Linked DNA regions of Homo sapiens: all the other regions are linked to region 1. A link is a contact called in ENCODE Hi-C or POLR2A ChIA-PET data. All regions are on one chromosome and are shown on one strand. The core of a region is the stretch at or near the end of the contact, and the rest is flanking DNA. Distances in the headings are between cores, read along the strand shown.

Region 1 (3,654 bases), core at 817-3,316:
TAACGGTTGAACTCAGTGGAGATGTACTCTGTCTTTCGCATCCATGGCACCACCTTCGCGTGCTGCTGGGATCTGGGGTGGGAAATCAGGTATCTCAGGACCCCACTGCCCTCCTGCTTGTAGGGCCCACCTGAGCCAGTCTCCAGTACCCATTTGCTACCCACTCACCTCTTGGAGCTGGTGGGGGCCTGAATCTCCTCTTCCAAAAGTTTCTCATCAGCTGGATCTAGAAGAACTAGAGGAGAGCGGGGGGCAGGAGGACCATGAGGGAGGCCCAGGCCTGAGCCTTTGCTGACCTAGAGCAGACCCTCCCTGTCTCCCCACACACCATTGGGGTCGATGCGGTAGGTGTCAGGATTGATGAGATCGATGGTGACCCCCAGGTCTGGCTCAGTCAGGAGGTCATGTTTGTGCTGTTTCTCCAAGGAAGTGGCTTTGTACTGGACGAACCTGGGTGGGGAAACACCTATTGTGGTGTTTGGATTCCAGCTTCACCCCTCACAGCCCTGCTTCCCAGAGGCGGAGCTTCTCTGGGGAGGAACTCAGAATGAAGTGTCCCCCATGGCAGAGTCTGAAAGCTGGCTCCCCAGTGGGAAGGGACTTGGACACTGCTTGCTCCATTAACAATTGAGCAGCTACTACTATGTGCTAGGGTAGGTACTGTGCTAGGCCCTGAGCAGACAGCAGCCAACGAGACAAGCAGTCCCTGCCTTCAAGGAACTCATACCTGAGTAGTTTTCCCATTCCTTAGTCTCACCTGTTCTGGTCGAAGGGGTAGGTGATGAACTTGGGGTCGAAGGGGATATCAGGGAGGCTATTGCAGTACTTGACTCGGCAGACCACTCCAGACCTAGGAACATTAGTGGCTCAAAAGTGGGCCCCCGCTGCCCCACCTCTGCTCCCAGCCCCACTGCCCCACCGCTCCTGGGAAAGCACAGTGGGGCTCACCTCTCAGGCAGAGTCCGGTGGGAATTGGGCCTAGTGGAGAAGAAAGAAACAGTGATAGGTGGAGAGGACGGGATTGACAGGAGAATGAAAAAGGCTTCCCCAACCTTTCAAAAGGTAGGAGGGGTGACAAATGCTGGTTTCTTTGGGTGGTGGTGTGGGGAGTGTCCAAATGCTTTAATGGAAGGAGACAAATGTTCAATTTATTTAGGAAGAAATGCCCCCAAAAGCTTTAATGAACAAGGCCAAGTGCTCAATCCCTTTTGCAGGAGATGGCTTCAAGTGCTTTAATAAAGAACCATGTACTCAATCGTCTTCGGAAGAGGGGTCTCCAAACGGTTGACTGGAGGGATCCCTTCTGGAGGGAGTCTCCAAAAGCCTAATCCCTGAACTGCACGGCGGGGAGGAGGGGAACACCTGAATCTCAGAAGGAACCCGCCCCCTTCGTCAAAGGTGAGCGCTTCATGACGTCACGGGCAGACCTGGGGGCTGGTGACGTTGTTCAGCAGAAACCCTCTCCCGATCCCCCGCCTTGCTGCAACAGAAAAGCGTGGCGCCTACCTGTGGCCATCCTCCCGCTGGGCCTGGGTCTGGATGGTGGGCGCCATAGCGACGAGGCGACGGCAGCCCGGACGGGGTCCTAGCGGGACCGAAGGGGGACGCAGAGGGGCGTGCCGACTTCAGGGGACGCCTGATCCGAGGAAGGCCCAGCTTGGCGCCGCTCCCCGCGGAAAGTGGGTTGAGATGAGGTGGGCGGGCGAGAAGAGCTCCAGCGAGACTCAGGTGAACGCGCAGGCAGCACCGGGGACGGACTCGAAGCTCCGGTTCCACCAACTGCCGCCAAGACGCTGAGGACCCAACGGGTCTCCTCAGGCCGCGACGCCTTCGGGGAAATGAAGTCCGGCTCGGAACCACACACGGATTGGCGAGCGTCTGGGTGAAGGGCGGAGCGAGGGAGAGAGGTGCTTCTGTGATTGGTGGAGAGATATCTCAGTCTGGACGCAGATTTGAGAGTGACGTAACGTTGGGGCACCTCCTTCCCCTCCATTGGCTTAATTGCCTAGGGGGCGGGACTAACTAGCAAACGGGGACTAGAAATAGGGATGCTGAAAAGCAACGGGGAGAGACGCAGTCGTAACGCACTTCCGGCGGTCTACGCGAGGAAGATGGCTGCATCCCAGCAGCAAGCTTCAGCGGCTTCCTCAGCTGCTGGTGTATCGGGTCCTAGTTCGGCTGGCGGCCCGGGTCCCCAGCAGCAGCCGCAACCGCCAGCACAACTGGTGGGCCCTGCCCAGAGCGGCCTCCTGCAGCAACAGCAACAGGACTTCGATCCTGTGCAGCGTTATAAGATGCTCATCCCGCAGCTGAAGGAGAGTCTACAGGTGATTGGCCTTAAGCAGCGAGAAGCAAACTGGATTTGGTAGTCTAGAGGGGCAGGCCGAGGGCCAGGTTAGTCGGAGAGAGCGCTAAGCAGAAAGAGGAATAGAACCTGCTGTTTTGGCCTGGCTGGTGCACGCCTGTGTTCCCAGCACTTTGGGAGGCCGAGGCGGGCGGATCACTTGAGGTCAGGAGTTCAAGACCAGCCTGGTGAAACCTCGTCTCTACTAAAAATACAAAAATTAGCCGGGCATGGTGGCGCGCGCCTGTAATTACAGCTACTCGGGAAGCTGAGGCAGGAGAATCGCTTGAACCCAGGAGGCGGAGGTTGCAGTGAGCCGACATCGTGCCATTGCACTCCAGCCTGGGCAACAGAGCGAGACTCCGTCAAAAAAATAAATAAATAAATAAATAAAACTGTTGTTTTCTGCGAGACCTAAGCGAAGCTCGGCAGAGATGGGATCAGCGCTGATGCTGAGGCTGGGACTGGCCGGAGCTTGAGTGAGGGGTTGTTTAAAGGAGAAACTGGGCTCTGGTCGTTAAAGCCTGAGGAGAGTACTGGCTTATACGGAGATTCTGCCCTTGATTGATAGGTGAGGGAGGACCCTTAGGTTATTGGCGAGAAGCTCAGGTGAGAGCGGGCCTCTGGGAGGATGGAGTGGTGACAGCTATAGGAATGGAAACGAATATTACTTTGGAAAGTCAGGAGGGAAGGTGCCAGTTGAAAAGAAAACCTGAGACTGAGTGATCTCAAGAAAGAGTGTAGATCTGCCAGAGGTATTCCCTTTTGTTTTTCCATTTCCCACGTGTTTTGTTTTTGTTTTGACTAGACCTTGATGAAGGTTGCGGCCCAAAACTTGATTCAGAACACTAACATCGACAATGGACAGTGAGTGCAGCCCCCTTTACCAGGATATTCTATTGCCTTCCCAGTCTTTGAAATTCATCTTTCCTTCTCCTGCTCCCCGCCCACCTCACCTTCTATATTTACTTTTTTTTTTTTTTTTTTTTGAGACAGGGTCTCCCTCTGTCACCCAGGCTGGACTACAGTGGCACGATCTTGGCTCATTGCAGCCTTGAACACCTGAGTTAGGAGATCCTCTTGCCTCAGCCTCCCAAGTAGCCAGGACTACAGACATGGCTACAGACTACAGATGCCTGGCTAATTTGTAAGATTTTTTTATAGAGACGGAGTCTTGCTATGTTTCCCAGGCTGGTCTCAAACTCCTGGCCTCTAGCCATCCCCTCAGCCTCACGAATCACTTCTCCTATTTTATTTTATTTTTGTTGTTGTTTTGTAGAGACAGGGTCTTGCCACGTTGTCCAGGCTGG
Region 2 (3,709 bases), core at 214-2,713, 1.3 Mb before region 1:
TTCTCCCCCGCCGACACACACGCACGCACACACGCACGCACTCACACACACTCCTACACATTCCTCTCTCTGTCATATCACCTGGTTTATTTTCTTCATGGCACATATCACAGTGGATTTGTGGGCTTGTGTATTGCCTGTCTACACCCTATAGTATAGCCTGTGAGCTCCTGTTTGACCATAGGAATTCTGTGTCTTGTGCATTGCCATATCCCCAGCATCTAGAACAGGACCTGGCCCGAAAGAGCTGCTCAGTAAATATTTGTTGAATGAATGAACCGACATGGCCAGTGACACAATGTCTCACTGGGTAGGTTTGTGTTATTTTTTCCTCCTTCGACCTCGATCCCTCCTGCCACTCACTTTATAGTAGAGGCAGTCACAGGCGATCTGTGGGTAGAGCGATGATTGAACCCGGGCCGGGCTGACCCCAGAGCGCACGCTCCTTTGCCCGCCCCTGCCACACTGGTATCTTTCCCTTGATGCTGACGGAGGGATGTGACACCGCAGCCAGCCAGGTCTCCTCATGGAGGGCCTCGGACCACGTGTCATTTTAGAGACCCCAGCGGCAGTCCAGATCCTGAAGTCCGACCTTTGATTCAGGAACAGAGCAGCTGCAGGAGTGCCAGGCTGGGCTTTCTGGTCCTGTCTCTCATCCTCAGCTCCAGTCAGCTGGGGATTAACCCCCTGCCGTCATCAGGAGAAATACAACATGGGAAACCGGCGGTAACTCCACTGTGGTAAAGGATGTGAGGGAAACAGTGACCCACTGCAGAGGGTTTCCTGAGCTCTCGTGCACAGAGAATCGTGCGTGTGCCTCTGGGTGGGCAGGGGACATGCAGCCTGGGTGAACATTTCCCATACACTAGGATGAATTGGCCCTTCCTGTTCATGCCTCTAATGCCCCATTTCCCTCCTACAGAGATTTTCTCTTGTTTAACAATTAAAAGATAGCAGGCTGCTTTGTGGTTCTCAGTCAGGATGCTTTTTAGTTGCAAGTAACAACCCTGGCACCATCTGGCCAATGGTTAAGACATGTGATGTGTTCTAGAAGCCCAGGGGTGGATGGGCACCAGGTGGATAGGATCAGCAGCTCAAGCATGTCTGTCAGGGACTCAGGTTCTCAGCCTCCAAAGGCCTCTGTATGCCTCTTGGTTCCAGAATGGCTTCCAGTGATAATCAGGGCCACTTGCCCTTGTCCACAGGCATCAGGAGAGAGAGAACACACCCCACTGATGGTTATAAGTGGTTCCCCTCAGTCTACAGCTGGTCCAGCTGAGGTCACGTGCCCCTCAACCAGGCCGGTCAAGTTACTAGAGGAATGCCACATCCTGATCACTCTTGACCAACTGGGTTCTGTTGTCTAGTAGCTGAAAAAAGCAGAAGTGGAAACTGAGTAGACAACCATTAATGCCTGCCAAGCTCAGTCCCTGACCAAGTCCCCTCCCTAAGTTAGCAAATCGTGTCAGGCCCAACAGATTTTGTGGCATTTGAGAACAAAGAAGTGTGGTTTTCTTTTGAAGAAGTTTAGTGACTTGCGTCCAATTTCTGCCTCCTGCATCATCCACCCTCAGTTAACACCCAAAAAAGGGGGCAGGCTGGGCGCGGTGGCTCACACCTGTAATCCCAGCACTTTGGGAGGCTGAGGCGGGCAGATCATGAGGTCAAGAGACCATCCTGGCTAACACGGTGAAACCCCGTGTCTACTAAAAATACAAAAATTAGCTGGGTGTGGTAGTGCACACCTGTAGTCCCAGCTATCGTGAGGCTGAGGCAGGAGAATCGCTTGAACCCAGGAGGTGGAGGTTGCAGTGAGCTGAGATTGCGCCACTGCACTCCAGCCTGGGCGACAGGGCGAGACCCCATCTCAAAAAAAAAGCGGGGGGTGGACAGGGGGCAAGTGGAGTCTGGCTGCCAAAGACTACTTGTCTGATGGTGGGGAAAAAAAATGGGTGTCTCCTCCCTTGTCACTGGGAAGGTTTTTGTTTCTCTTTCCATCTTCATCCTCTATAGGTCCTTTCATTCCTTCCCCCAGTCTGAAATATTTCCGGTGTGTCTGTAGCTGTGCACACATCCTTGCAAAATATATATTGAGGTTTGAGTAAAGAGTCAGCTTCCGGGGTTTGGAGCTCTGTATCTCATTCTTTCGGTTTCTTCTGGTTTTCACCAAATAGCATGTGTTCGCCATCTAGCCACGTTGCTGGATGTGTGTCCAGTGTATGGCGTCTGGCAGCTGAACAGTTGTACATGCTGTACATCTGCCACGGCTCACGTGTCTGGTCCCCTGGTGTTGGGCATCCAGGTTGCCCCTAGCTCCACCCCACTTCAAACCATGCTTCAAGTGAGCATCCGCCTACCTTTGCCTTAGGAACCCATGGGGCTTACCCCCAGGAGTCAGTTGCAGCCGGAGATAGGCATTCTCTCTCCCCAGGGGTGGGATTAAGGCACCTGCCACAACACCCAGCTAATTTTTGTACTTTTGGTAGAACTGGGGTTTTGCTCCATTGGCCAGGCTGATCTTGAACTCCTGAGCTCTCTATGAGGCTGCTCTGACCCGCGTTCCCCCGAGAGCACAGGAGGGTCCCGCTTCCCCATACCTCTCGCCACTTTGCTGTTGTCCTGCTTCCCAGTTTCACCAATCCGAAGGGTGTCAAGTGGGGTCTCCGGGGTTTTAATGCTCTGATGGTGAGTCTGGCTGAGTGCCTCTTCATGCCCCTGTTAACCTAATTCAGGCTCCCCTTTCCAAGAGAGGCCCAGTCAGCACAGGCATTGGAAGGCAAATTCTGGAGCCGGTGACCTGCGTTTGAATCCTGACCCTGCCATGTAACCCAGCAAGTTAGTTCACCTCTCTGAGCCTCAGAGCTGCCATAAATATAAAATGGAAATAATAGTAGTATCTATATTGTAAGGTATTTTGAGGATTAAATGAGATAATATATGTAAAGCATTTAAGACAGTGCTGGCTGGGCATGGTGGCTCACGCCTGTAATCCCAACACTTTGGGAGGCCGAGGCAGGTGGATCACTTGACGTCGTGAGTTCGAGACCAGCCTGGCCAACATGATGAAACCCCGTCTCCACTAAAAATGCAAAAATTAGCCCGACGTGGTGGCGCATGCCTGTAATCCCAGCTACTCAGGAGGCTGAGGCAGGAGAATCCCTTGAACCCAGGAGGCAAAGGTTGAAGTGAGCCAAGATCACACCACTGCACTCCAGCCTGGCCAACAGAGTGAGACTGTCTCAACAATAACAACAACAACAAAAAAACAGCGCCTAACACATATGTGATCTGAAAGCATTAGCAATTATTATCACTATCACCGTCATTATTATTGTTTTAAAGTTTCTAAACTTTCAAATGTTGTATCCTTTCACTTTCAATGCACGTCAGAATGGCTCTGCCTGTGGAGGAATTTCTGGCTTCTCCTGGGTCGTCCAAGAGACAATATAGTCAAAGTTGTCCGAAGAGCAGGCTTGGAGCTACTCCTTTCTTTCACATTTGAGTCGAGTGCTGTATATTCATTTCCACGTGTGTAGTTTTTAATTTTTAAAAGTATGATGTGTGCGCTGGGCATGGTGGCTCATGCTTGTAATCTCAGCACTTTGGGAGGCTGGGGCTGATGGATCACTTGAGGCCAGGAGTTCAAGACCAGCCTGGGCAACATGGCGAAACCCCATCTCTACAAAAAATACAAAAGTTAGCCCGGTGT
Region 3 (3,602 bases), core at 392-2,891, 1.9 Mb after region 1:
GCCTTACCCAAAGCAGATCGGAATTGGGGCCGGGCGCGGTGGCTCACGCCTGTAATCCCAGCACTTTGGGAGGCCGAGGCGGGCGGATCACTTGAGGTCAGGAGTTCGAGACCAGCCTGGCCAACATGGTGAAACCCCGTCTCTACTAAAAATACAAAAATTAGTCGGGCATGGTGGCGGGGACCTGTAATCCCAGCTACTCGGAAGGCTGAGGCAGGAGAATCGCTTGAACACGGGAGGCGGAGGTTGCGGTGAGCTGAGATAGAGGCCCTGCACTCCAGCCAGGGTAACAAGAGCGAGACTCCGTCTCAAAAAAAAAAAAAAAAAAAAAAGAACAACAAAAAAAAGAACTGGATGCGTCTGATCTGACGCACGCCTGTTTGTTTACGACTGCGGGGTGTGCCTTTGTCTGAGTAGAGATAGTGTGTGGCTTTTGCGGGCTTAACGTGTGGCTCAGGAGGCAGTGGGAGTCTGCATCATGTATCCCGATTGCGTCTTACTCGAGTTTTGTTTTGAGTTAGAGGCGACAGGTGGTGCAGCGTTAGACACTGGGAAGCTCTGTGGCTTTTGTATTCCTGAGCGCGAAGGTTAATGACGGATCCGTGGGGTTGAGCTTGTCGGTACAGACGCCAGACAGCCCGATTTACGGGAACAGCCGATTAGAGGATTCGGGAGAGCGGTCGGTGAACTTCTGGATGTCTTTCGGGAGGGGAAGGCTCTATGGTCGCGTGCAGAGCGCCCGTTCCACGTCAGGTACCCGACCATAGAGCAAGGCGGCCGCGGACTACCCAAGGGAAGGGGAGGCCGTGTCCTTTACAACTTGCCTCCCGTTGTTAGTCTAGTTTCTATAGCCAAACCTTCGGGACTCTCTCAACTCAAAATTTTGCTTTTCCTAAAGGCAACTGGGTTCCTTCCAGATTACGAACTGTGTATCCACTTAATCTCTATTTCGTATACCTCCTCCTACAGCGAAATTTGTGAGGCAGTCCTCTGAAGCACGGCCAATCTGGTGAACTTTTCCTAAAATGAGCCATCGCTACCAGCTTTAGTGAGCTAAGACAATAACTGCGATTGGTGGGCAGATTGTTTTGAAACCGCCCTAACGGCAAGGGGCGGGCTCCTGGTGAATTCATCTCTTTCCGGTTTCTTAAAGGCAACAGGAAGGAGGGGTTTCTGCCGACCCTCCATTTGATTGGTTCTAGTGGTTTTACCCGCTCGGACTCCTCAAGGGGCGGGAGATGTACACCAATCGGAATGTGTGTTACAGAGACACTTAGTTTGATGAAAGGACTGCGCAGGAAAGGCCGTGGGACACTCATTCTGAGATCTTACCGTTGATTGGACCAAATTGTTACTCCCTTATTTTCATTGGACCTTACGGCAGCCGGCGCGCGAGAGTTACCCAATCAGCAAGCGCTCCGCCTCCTGCCTTTTCCCGCCCTCCGCTCCGGCCTCGGCTTCGACGTAGGCCAACGCTTCCTCCCCAGTAGCTCCTAGGCCTTCTCGTGGCCGTTGTTTTGAAAACGGCGCTCTGATTGGCTAGGTTTCCGGGCCCGCGCCCGTTGCCCCACGCACTGACCAATTGGCACTCATGTAACATCGGACGAGGCACGAGTGAGGGGGGAGGCGGTGGCGGCGGCCATTTTGAGCCGCTGCCGCCATTGGAGTGGGCCCCCCCCCTTTCCCCCTTCGCCTCCTGACAGGAAAGGTTTAAGGGGGACAGAGCCCTGGGAGGCCGGGCCGGGCTCGGGGGCCACCCCGGGGGCCCGGGCCATGGATGTGCGCCGTCTGAAGGTGAACGAACTTCGCGAGGAGCTGCAGCGCCGCGGCCTGGACACTCGAGGCCTCAAGGCCGAGCTTGCTGAGCGGCTGCAGGCGGCGTTGGAGGCCGAGGAGCCTGACGACGAGCGGGAGCTCGACGCCGACGACGAACCGGGGCGACCCGGGCACATCAACGAGGAGGTCGAGACCGAGGGGGGCTCCGAGCTGGAGGGGACCGCGCAGCCACCGCCGCCCGGGCTGCAGCCGCACGCGGAGCCCGGCGGCTACTCGGGGCCGGACGGACATTGTGAGAGTGCGCGGGGCGGGGGCCGGGGAGCCCGGAGCCTGGGCCGAGGAAAGGGCTGTGGGACGCGGGAGTCCAGCGCCTGAGGTCGGGGAGACGACCTGAGGATCGGGGGATCCCGCTACCCGCCGCCGAAAAGGATCTGGGGACCAGGGCCCCAGCACGACCGGAGGGTGGATCCTGACACTCAGTGCAGGGGGGACACTGGGGGAGGGGCCTCTGGGTTTCGGAGGTGAGGGACGGGGGTGGCGGGGAGGATTCCGTACCGTAGGGATCGGAGACCGGAAACTGCTTTCTGGAGCCGAAGAGAGTCGGAAGAACAAGAGGTTTTCCGTTTGGGTTGGGGAGGGTCTCGAAAATGGGGATCCTAGGGTACGGAGCTCCGTGGGCTTGGCGGTCGTGCTAGCCCAGCGTGTGGGCTGGGGGGTGGGGAGCCGTGTTTCCAGGGTGGGGAAGGAATGTCCAGGTGTGCGGGGCTGCGAGAGTTCTGAGGAAGGAGGATCCTGGAATATGCCGCTGGATGCGATCCTGGGCGTTCTCCTATTTGGGTACGGGGGTGGGTGGGAGAGGTGGAGGCGCTGGTGTCTGTGGCTGGGGAGGGTCCTAATGGACTCAGTGCTTTGGAGTTTGGCTAGTGAGCATTTAGGGGCTGCGGGAGATTGAACTAGGGGGCACCCCCATCTCTCTTCCGGGGCTGGAAGGCCACCCTTGAAGCAGGCACAGCCTGGACATTAGGTGCTGGGAGATCTGGGGACTTTCTGGTTGGCTTCTAGAAGAGGTATAGGGAGCCCTGGTGTCCAGAGGCTGGCGGGGGAGAGGATGCTTTCCTGGACAAAGGATCTGGGGGTCTAGAGCTAAGAAAACTGAGGGCAAATAACTCTTGAGGCTGCTGCTGACTGGTCTGGAGCTAACTGTGGGGTTTTTGGAGAACAGAGGGTAGCTGGGGGTGGGATGGGGGCAGATGAGTTGGTAACATTCCAAGTGGATGAAATATGTGGCGGGAGACAGAGGATCCTGTGTCCAGCACAGGAGTACGTATCTGGCTTAGCGAATATGGGGAGGGGGGAGGCCGTAGGGAGCAAAGAGAAAGAAACCTGTTGACTTCACTGGAGGCCTCAGAGTGGAGTGTGGGGAATGTTTCTGGACCTGAGCGTCTCCAGGAGAAATCTCGACGGTTCCCAGAAGCAGTTATTTGTGTACCCAGGGAGTGGGGGCCCTCGGGGAGCAGCACGGAACTCTTCATCAGCCAGGAGCTGTGACTCTGGGAATGGGTTCGGGTAGACCTGCGGTTGTCTGAGGAGAGGAAAACCTGATATGGGACGGCGTGAATCTTCAGTTAGAAAAAAAGCAGCTTTCGGGCCGAGTGCAGTGGCTCACGCCTGTTATTCCAGCACTTTGGGAGGCCGAGGCGGGCGGATCACGAGGTCAGGAGTTCAAGACCAGTCTGGCCAGCATAGTGAAACCCTGTCTCTACTAAAAATACAAATATTAACCGGATCTGGTGGTGTGCGCCTGTAGTCCCAGCTACTCGGGAGGC
Region 4 (3,732 bases), core at 560-3,059, 1.3 Mb after region 1:
CCCTGTCTGCCCTTCCACTCACCTCAAAGTGCCTTGTACGCGACAGACCCTTCTGTTCCCTACACTTTCTTGCAAAGTCTCCCTTACAAACCTGACGCCTCTCTTCTGCACGAATATCTTGCCAACCCCCCTTCTTATTTTTACCCCTGGCAGGCTCAACACAATTCCTTTGAATACACATTCTTCCCAGCAAACATTTCCCTTGCACATGGAGCCCCTCCACTTTGCACAAACACCCACATTCTGGCACCCAACCTCCTTCCTTGTGCATATAAATCCCTTGCCTTGCTTGCCAACTGTTTCCCGCTCACGCCTTCAACTCTCTCGTGTACATACCCTCCCCCCCACTTGCACACTGAGTCTCTGTTCCCTCACACACCCTGTTCTCTCCGCTCCCCGCCCACCTGCGGAATGGTGCGACTGGGAGCCCTCTGCTTCCTGTAGGCCTGACATTTCCCAGAACACACTCAGCCAAGATTCCCAGTGCTGAGTCAGGAACCTTGGCATCCCAGAAAACCACCTCCCATCCTATCTTTCTTTCTCTGTGTGTGTGTGTGTGTGTGTGTGTGCGCGCGCGCGTTGGAAAGCCTGCTCTCCCCACAACAGGCTGACTCACCCACTTCTCACAGTCTGGAATAGAGGCATCTGGTTGGGGCATCTTTCCCACCACTGGGAGAGGGAGGGATGCCGATGCTTCCCCCACAGAACCCCGCTGCCCCAACCCCTCTTGTCGGGAATCAGGCCTCTTTGTCTCTATTCCCGTACTGTGTGACCTCAGAAAAGCCCTCATCCCTCTCTGGACTTCTCCTTCCCAACCTGTATGAGGTACTAGGTGGGCTCCTGCCTTCGATTTCTCTCATTGGTCTGTGAAAAGGTGACTCATTTTAGAGCCTTGGACCTGTGCCCAATGTCTCCCCCAGTTGACTCAATTTCAAGACAAACCACCTCCTCTCCCCCTTCAGAGGTGAACGGCTGACTCAGGAGCTGGGTGGCAGCTCAGCCTTGGGGGCAAAATATATCAAAATCACCTAGGACAATAAATAATCCTACTGGGCTACAACTGACAGTGCCAGGCCCGGGGCCACATGCTTCACATACATGAGATCATGTCAGATAGCCCCGTAGCTGCAAGCAAAGGGTAGAGGCCGGCAGATCTCTGAGCCTCTGTTCTCACGTGTAAAATGGAGCCCTGGCATCCCTATTGTTCAGCCTTGGAGAATGAACTGAAATCGTGTCAGGGTCTGATACAGAACAAGTACTCTATACATGACAGAGATTTCTTACGGAAAATCCAATGGAGCGTAAGTCATTTGCTCAGGGTAGCGGAGCTGGGAACTGGCAGAGGAAGGTCTCGAACCCACACCCGTGGGAACTCCAAGTCTTTGAAAGTCCGTCCCGCCCCTGCGTGAAGAATGGGCGCGCGGCTGGACTCGTCACCGGGGGTTTTAGGGAAGGTTGAACTTGTCATTCAACCGTGTAGGGAGGGTGGTTTAGTCACAGGGGTGGAGGGAGGGGGCCCACTGGCGCGCCACCAGGACCCCGGTGCCCTAGATGCATACCTGGCCGCGCTTCGGATGCTCAGAGGCAAACCCCCTCCCCTTGGGAGGCGGAGTCGGACAAGGCTCCGTCTCGTTCCGTTCCGTCACGTCCGGTGGGGCGGGGCTTCGGGGCTTTCCCCTTTGAGGGGAGTATCGGTTAACCCTTGCGCGGCGGGGCGGGCTGGAGCTCCGCGGGCCGGAACCCGGGAGTCGGGGCTCCCCAGCCACACCCCTCGCGGGATTTAAAGGGATAGGAGGGGCCGGGTCGGCCGAAGCCCGAACCGAAGGAGCGGGCATGAGGCGCTGCCCGTGCCGTGGGAGCCTGAACGAGGCGGAGGCCGGGGCGCTGCCCGCGGCGGCCCGCATGGGACTGGAGGCGCCGCGAGGAGGGCGGCGGCGGCAGCCGGGACAGCAGCGACCTGGGCCCGGCGCAGGGGCCCCGGCGGGGCGGCCGGAGGGGGGCGGGCCCTGGGCCCGGACAGAGGGGTCCAGCCTCCACAGCGAGCCTGAGAGGGCCGGCCTCGGGCCTGCGCCGGGGACAGAGAGTCCGCAGGCAGAATTCTGGACAGACGGACAGACTGAGCCCGCGGCAGCTGGCCTTGGAGTAGAGACCGAGAGGCCCAAGCAAAAGACGGAGCCAGACAGGTCCAGCCTCCGGACGCATCTAGAATGGAGCTGGTCAGAGCTGGAGACGACTTGTCTTTGGACGGAGACCGGGACAGATGGCCTTTGGACTGATCCGCACAGGTCCGACCTCCAGTTTCAGCCCGAGGAGGCCAGCCCCTGGACACAGCCAGGGGTTCATGGGCCCTGGACAGAGCTGGAAACGCATGGGTCACAGACTCAGCCAGAGAGGGTCAAGTCCTGGGCTGATAACCTCTGGACCCACCAGAACAGTTCCAGCCTCCAGACTCACCCAGAAGGAGCCTGTCCCTCAAAAGAGCCAAGTGCTGATGGCTCCTGGAAAGAATTGTATACTGATGGCTCCAGGACACAACAGGATATTGAAGGTCCCTGGACAGAGCCATATACTGATGGCTCCCAGAAAAAACAGGATACTGAAGCAGCCAGGAAACAGCCTGGCACTGGTGGTTTCCAAATACAACAGGATACTGATGGCTCCTGGACACAACCTAGCACTGACGGTTCCCAGACAGCACCTGGGACAGACTGCCTCTTGGGAGAGCCTGAGGATGGCCCATTAGAGGAACCAGAGCCTGGAGAATTGCTGACTCACCTGTACTCTCACCTGAAGTGTAGCCCCCTGTGCCCTGTGCCCCGCCTCATCATTACCCCTGAGACCCCTGAGCCTGAGGCCCAGCCAGTGGGACCCCCCTCCCGGGTTGAGGGGGGCAGCGGCGGCTTCTCCTCTGCCTCTTCTTTCGACGAGTCTGAGGATGACGTGGTGGCCGGGGGCGGAGGTGCCAGCGATCCCGAGGACAGGTCTGGGGTGAGTGGGACCCATCCTGCCCTTGAGCCACATCACGCAAAACTCCTTATTCCTCCGCCTTTGCTTAGGAAGTTCTCTACCCATTTACTGTTAGTTGCCCACCAGCAATTTCATCTCCGGGAACCTCTTCCATCCACTGACCTCCTCCCTCTGACAGCCAGGTTACTAATTCACTCCAGGCACCCCTTCTTAATTCTCTCCTTTCCCCTTCCTGCACTGTCTCCACTCCTGGGGGTCTACAATGGAGGGCCACTGACCGACTTTATGGGGCCCAGGAACCCCTGAAATTGTAGGACTAAGGAGCCTGCCGTGCGTGTTCACATACATTGTTGCAGCGACGGTCTGACATCTGTCTAATCCTCTGGAATCTGAAGAACACTGGGATAGGGAGACAGGCAGGGTGCACTTTCTACCCCACATTTCTTAATCTGGGGCCTGTGGCTGTCTTAAAGGGTCACAAACCTTCACCACCCCTTAGCCTATTTGTATGTACATTTTTCTAGGGAGCAAAGCGATTCCCCCAGCTTGCATCAGATTCGCAAAAGGGCTGTGTGACCCCAAACGCCAAAGGATCCTTGGCCTAGCCGGGAGCCCACCTGGTCTCCCCTGTGACCCCTACATCCCCAAGGAGCCCCCTGAACACTCTTGTTTACTTTGTCCACCGTCACCCCCAGCTTGGGTGTGGCTCTCCCCTGGTGAATCAGGAGGACCGGCCGGGCAGGTTCAGGGAGGGCGGGACAGAGC

The links. A loop is a pair of places that touch in the nucleus more often than their neighbours do. ChIA-PET counts read pairs that join two places held with the same protein, here RNA polymerase II (POLR2A). Pooled maps may share reads with other maps.
Region 2: a loop to region 1 is called in a pooled map, with 6 times the contacts of the local background. The contact joins the enhancer-like site here to the promoter of MED29 in region 1. A Hi-C loop is called at or near these places in 6 of 37 single-sample maps with no recorded cell type and 4 of 50 pooled maps.
Region 3: a loop to region 1 is called in a pooled map, with 13 times the contacts of the local background. The contact joins the promoter of HNRNPUL1 here to the promoter of MED29 in region 1. A Hi-C loop is called at or near these places in 1 of 168 maps with a recorded cell type or tissue (CD8-positive, alpha-beta T cell) and 7 of 50 pooled maps. POLR2A ChIA-PET finds 5 or more read pairs at or near these places in 1 of 52 experiments (AG04449).
Region 4: a pooled map shows a loop between it and region 1 (19-fold over the local background). The contact joins the promoter of ITPKC here to the promoter of MED29 in region 1. A Hi-C loop is called at or near these places in 2 of 168 maps with a recorded cell type or tissue (ascending aorta and sigmoid colon), 1 of 37 single-sample maps with no recorded cell type and 14 of 50 pooled maps.

What each region holds. Positions count from the first base shown.
Region 1 is chr19:39,389,312-39,392,965 of GRCh38, forward strand. It overlaps MED29 (mediator complex subunit 29), which reads left to right and starts at 2,067. Exons shown (of 4, transcript NM_017592.4): 1 at 2,067-2,327; 2 at 3,153-3,211. The coding sequence starts at 2,112. It overlaps PAF1 (PAF1 component of Paf1/RNA polymerase II complex), which reads right to left and starts at 1,795. Exons shown (of 14, transcript NM_019088.4): 1 at 1,507-1,795; 2 at 949-978; 3 at 758-850; 4 at 329-450; 5 at 169-235; 6 at 1-72. The coding sequence starts at 1,553. It also overlaps a transcript of SAMD4B not described here. RefSeq lists a silencer at 453-584 and an enhancer at 2,122-2,411.
Region 2 is chr19:38,047,213-38,050,921 of GRCh38, forward strand. All of the region lies in intron 2 of SIPA1L3 (signal induced proliferation associated 1 like 3), which reads left to right. Among named protein-coding and RNA genes, the nearest start is that of SNORD152, 110 kb to the right of the region's middle. RefSeq lists enhancers at 477-1,225, 1,879-2,408. Within about 2 kb of position 1,464, at least 13 of the 41 ENCODE cell types and tissues checked have a DNase peak (open chromatin) inside an H3K27ac peak, as active enhancers do.
Region 3 is chr19:41,262,731-41,266,332 of GRCh38, forward strand. It overlaps HNRNPUL1 (heterogeneous nuclear ribonucleoprotein U like 1), which reads left to right and starts at 1,642. Exons shown (of 15, transcript NM_007040.6): 1 at 1,642-2,068. The coding sequence starts at 1,774. RefSeq lists enhancers at 74-613, 614-1,153, 1,154-1,692 and silencers at 1,698-1,937, 2,028-2,097, 2,118-2,167.
Region 4 is chr19:40,715,303-40,719,034 of GRCh38, forward strand. ITPKC (inositol-trisphosphate 3-kinase C) reads left to right here and starts at 1,810. Exons shown (of 7, transcript NM_025194.3): 1 at 1,810-2,988. The coding sequence starts at 1,834. COQ8B (coenzyme Q8B) reads right to left here and starts at 1,584. Exons shown (of 15, transcript NM_024876.4): 1 at 1,285-1,584. RefSeq lists silencers at 331-380, 1,701-2,060 and enhancers at 1,051-1,130, 3,634-3,732.